Regions from separate parts of the Homo sapiens genome. Here region 2 is linked to region 1. Evidence: chromatin loops called from intact Hi-C (ENCODE). Cell type or tissue: dorsolateral prefrontal cortex. All regions are shown on one strand.

Region 1 (2,500 bases):
CTCATCTACAATAACACCAAAAAGATTAAAATAGCAAAAAAAAATTGGTTTTAATAAGCAAAGTCTTTGAATAGACATTTCTCCAAGGAAGACATACAAATGACCAGCAACTATATGGAAAGATGCTCAACATCACTAATTATCAGGAAAATGCAAATTGAAACTGCAAAATGCTATCACCTCACAACTGTTAGAATGACTATTGTCCTAAAGATAAAAGGTAAGTGTTGACAAGGATGTGGAAAAAAAAGAAACCCTTGCATACTTGGTAAGAACGTAAAATATTTCATCCATTGTGGAAAACGCTATGAAGGTTCCTCAAAAAATTAAAAATGTAACTACCATGTGATGCACCATTCCCACTTCCGAATATACATTCAGAAGAGTTGAAATCAGAAACTCAAAGAGATATTACCACTCCATGTCCATTGAAGCATTATTTACAATAGCCAACATGCAGAAACAATCTAACTGTCCACTGAAAGATAAATAGATAAAGAATATATGGTTTACACATTAAATAGAATACTACAAAAGAAGGAAATTCTTCAATATTTGACAACATGGATGAATTTGGAGAACAGTATAACCCAGTCACAGAAAGACAAATATTGCACGATTCTACTTACTTAGGGGGGCATCAAAAATCATCAAATGTATAAAGTCAAAGAATGGATTGGTGGTTACCAGGAGCTGGGAAGAAGGGAATATGGAAAGTAGCTAATCATGGAGCATAAAGGTTCAGCCAAGCAAGTAAAATAAGCTCTAGGGATCTGCTGTACAACATTTTACCTGTTATCAACCACGTATTGTATACTTAAAAATTTGAGAGAGTAGATCTCATGTTAAGTGTTCCTACCATAGTAAAACACAAAGGAAAAAATAGACATTTCAGGAATGTTTGTTTCAAATTTATTTCCATCTGAAAACATTGAGGGAAAAAATAAACTCATTCAATTCTGGACTACAGTCAATATGTAGAAATGCTTTTCCTTCATCTGATATAATTTTATTTATTTTTATTTTTTAATTGACAAGTATAAATTTTATATAGTTATACACACCATTATGTTTTGATATATTTATACATTTGTGGAATGGCTAAATTGTGCTACTTAACATATACATGATCTCACATACTTCTTTTTTAGTGAGAAAACTGTAAAATCTACTCTTCAAACAATTTTCAAGTATGCAATATATTGTTATTAACTATAGTTGCCATAATGCCAATACATCGCTTGAACTTATTTATTTTGCGTGACTGAAATTTTGTTCCTTTTACCAACATCTTTTCAATCTCCGTAGCCCCAGCCTCTGGAAATCATTATTTTACTCTCTGGTTCTATGAGTTTGACATTTTTAGATTCCCATGAGTAGAATCTTAAATGGCATCCTTGAGAGAAAATTCCAAGAAAGAAAATTCTAATTTCCCTGACGATTCTATATTTTCTAGCTTATGGTCATTTACATTCCTAAAAAAAATCATCATAAGAACTGACATTTATTTGATACTTGCATTTGTCTGTTTTCACGTTGCTAATAAAGACATATCCAAGACTGGGCAAATCACAAAAGGAAGAGGTTTAACTGGACTTACAGTTCCACCTGGCTGGGGAAGCCTCACAATCATGGTGGAAGACAAGGAGGAGTAAGTCCCTTCTTAAGTGGATGGCAGCAGGAAGAGAGAGAATCAGGAAGACCCAAAAGCGCAAACCCCTGATAAAACCATCAGAGCTCCTGAGACTTATTCAACACCACGAGAACAGTATGGGGGAAACCGGCCCCATGATTCAATTATCTCCCACCGGGTCCCTCCCACAACACGTGGAAATTATGGGAGCACAATTCAAGATGAGATTTGGGTGGGGACACAGACAAACCTTATTAATATTTACTTGTGTTAAGTCAGAGAATGCTAAGAGTCTGAAATTTTACCTTATTTTCAAGCAACAAGGCAGCCAAGTACAGTTACATATTCACACATATAACAGAAGAAAAGAACCTGGGTCAGAGACATATACTATTTTTAGTTATTTATTCAGTTAGAAACAGAGTCTCCCTCTGTCGCCCCAGCTGGAGGGCAGTCTTGTGATTTTGGCTCACTGCAACCTCCACCTCCTGGGTTCAAGTGATTCTCTTGCCTCAGCCTCCCGATTACAGGTGCACGCTGCCATGCCTGGCTAATTTTTTGTGTTTTAGTAGAGACGGGGTTTCACCGTGTTGCCCAGGATGGTCTAGTACTCCTGAGCTCAGGCAATCCACCCACCTCAGCCTCCCAAAGTGCTGGGATTATAGGCATGAGCCACTGCGCCCGGCCATTTACTGTTTATTATTCACAGCAAAATAATATCAGCAGTTCCCTGTGCCCCAAATTTTGCAGGACTTGTCAGCACAGGTGAGGAAGCATGAACTTTAGAAGATTCTGACCTTCAGTGGGGCTGCCTGTTATTTTCTCAACCTCTTTTATAGAGAGATTAACATTACTAGTTACCCTGGA
Region 2 (2,500 bases), 110 kb after region 1:
CCTTTTCACCAGCTGCAGCCCCAGAAAAGCCCCCGGAACGATTTCATGCAAGCCATTGTTTTCCATGTGCAAACTAACCGCATTATAAAAGTTAGCGAACTCATTAGGGAAAAGTCGAGTGAGGGAATTGCCATGCAGAAATAAATGGTAAAACTGGGAAGTCGGGGCAGTGAAACGCTGCAGACTTGTGAAGCCCTTTTTTTCACAGTCTACGTGTAGGTCCCCTTCTATCTCATTGCAGGAACAGATCTTCTCTTTGCAAACGTCCCCTGTAACGTTTCCAGCGGCAAAACAAAGAGACGTCTCCAGCAACAGAATCCAAAGCAGCATTTTTAAAGCGAGCAATTCATCCCCGATCTCATCACAAAGTAACAGCGACCATCCTGCTCGCCACAGACACAATTCAAGTTCATTTAGTGCTCCAATGTCCGAAGCCAGGAAAGGAGAAGAAAAGGGTTTGGGGGGGTGGGGGTGGATTCCTTCCTCCCTAACCCCCCCGCACTGCAATAGCCCAGACGCCAGTCAATAATTATATCCACAAACTATCCAGGCACGTAGTGCAAGGCAAGCAAAGAAAAAAAAAAAAAAAAAAAAGTAGGAAAAAAACCCCACTCCCCCACAACACTTTAAAAATAACAGAAAAAGAAGTTAAATATATACATATAAATTAAAAGTACACCCTTACAGAATCTCATCTACTGATCTTCACTGATCAGAAATGAAACAATGCTAGTAATTAGAAGCAAGTGCATGTTAGAGAAACAAGCAGAGGGTTTGCAGCGTAGTACAGGCGCACTGCCTGTGCATGGCTGTGCGTCGGACTGACCTTGCCTCTCTGATACAAAGCAGGGTTTTCCGCGGCTTCTGTTGTTGAGGCTGCTGGTGGAGTTCTTGCTGTGGTTGCGGGTTGCCCAGAAGTCCCCCCGAGGTGCTGTCCAGTTCCCCCGGTGCTGAAATCACGCCCGACCGAAGGACTCACGCTGCCCAGCCAATGGCGCTGGAAAATTTCCGCAATCGCTGCGTTTTGTGGTTGTCCATCCTTTTCCTTTCCTCCCCTTCGGTCCTCTTAAGGCTTTTTTTTTTCTTTTCTGTGCTCTCGCTCTCGCTTACTAGCTCTTCTTTTCCTGTTCTCCTTCTCTTTCTTCTGCTCTTTCGGAATTACGTGGAGGGGGGCGGAGGGCGGGGGGCGAGTTGTCTGAGGGAGGAAGAGAGCGCGAGAATGAGGGGAGGGGGGCGGAGAAGAGAGTTGCTAAGAAGCTCTGCTCGTTCCAGCCTGGTGCACTCTGAAAGATCTGACACCCTCTGCTGATCTGCAGTAGCAAAAATCCATCTGGCTAGGGAATGCTGAAAGAAAAAAAAATCAATCCACGTACAGGGCAAGCGTTAAAAATGTGGGCATAAAAGGCTGACGATCTACATAGATGCTTATTTTAAATGGATTATTTGATTATTTTTGCGTGCTGGAAACTTTACCCTTTCCTTTCCTTAACGAGTTCACAGCCCCCACCAGCTCCACCATTCGGAAAGGAGTGCTTTTAAAACATTTATTTCCCAATGGCTTGAATAAAATTAGTGTCAGGGTGTCAAGCGAACAGCAATTTGAGGTAATTATACTGCACGCCATTTTCATCGGTTCTTTAAATGCATTTCTTCCTTCTCTGCGGCACAGTGTTTTACGCTATTTGATGTCTTTGAAACATTTCTTTTGGTATGTTCAAAGTGGCTTTCGGAACATATATGTTACATAATATCATAATTGAGTATGAATTTTTTTGCAAGGTATATAAATTAGGCATATACTTTTTAAAACTTGCAGAAATTTAGTCAATTTGGTCATTGAGAGTTAGGTTCTTTGATATTTCTTGAATGTTATTTAACTCTGGAGGGTGAAACACAATGCATGCTGAAGTCCTTGATTCCAGTCCCGAAAGCTTTAACTGAGAACCGGAAAAGAAGGGAGAGGGGGCAGGGAAAAATCCCAAGATGATTTGTGAGTGCTGTTAAAAACCCACTGGCAGGCAGGCGCGCGCACACTACACGCACGCACACACACACACACACCCCACTGACAAAGTTTTCACATCAGTTTGAACTAATTTAAATGTTTACAAGTAAATAACCAGTTGCATTTTGAGAGGAGGAGATAGAAATCTCTGGACTCTAAAGCTCAGCGAGAACGCTCTCTGCAGGTAGCCGGCAGCTCCTCTTCGCGCAGATGCTTGTTGGGTCACTGATGCTGGGGAAACACGAAGCTCAGGCTTTTTCCAGTTAAGGAAACAACAGATTCCAAACTCTGAGCTTATAAAAATCCAGTAATATCACCTTCTGGGATGGAAGAAAACGTGAACATGCTGCTTCCGTGAAGCCTCTTTTGCTGACTTTTCCTTTCAGAGTCGACACCTTTTCACATCAATACGTCCTAAAATATTTATAGATCATTTTAGGATTTGAAATTTTTAGGTCTTTTAAATAGAGTTACTGTTTGGCCCTTTCTTCACTC

What was found. Hi-C counts contacts between places; a loop is a spot of excess contacts. Peaks named below come from ENCODE experiments on the same cell type or tissue, not always from the same donor. Only the 100,000 strongest peaks of a DNase experiment are listed, where the experiment ranks them.
Region 2: it touches region 1 in a loop (5-fold over the local background); 6 of 110 quality-filtered maps call a loop at or near these places.

The regions. Positions count from the first base shown.
Region 1 is chr13:83,771,071-83,773,570 of GRCh38, forward strand. The region is part of intron 3 of LOC105370286 (a long non-coding RNA gene); the gene reads right to left. Among named protein-coding and RNA genes, the nearest start is that of SLITRK1, 110 kb to the right of the region's middle. In dorsolateral prefrontal cortex, no CTCF peak of the experiment used is centred here; no DNase peak of the experiment used is centred here; H3K27ac peaks cover 1,680 bases.
Region 2 is chr13:83,881,178-83,883,677 of GRCh38, forward strand. SLITRK1 (SLIT and NTRK like family member 1) reads right to left here and starts at 1,297. Exons shown (of 2, transcript NM_001281503.2): 1 at 827-1,297; 2 at 1-383. The coding sequence starts at 330. In dorsolateral prefrontal cortex, CTCF peaks have their summits at 996 and 1,310; DNase peaks (open chromatin) are centred at 944, 1,244 and 2,074; H3K4me3 peaks cover 2,500 bases; H3K27ac peaks cover 2,500 bases.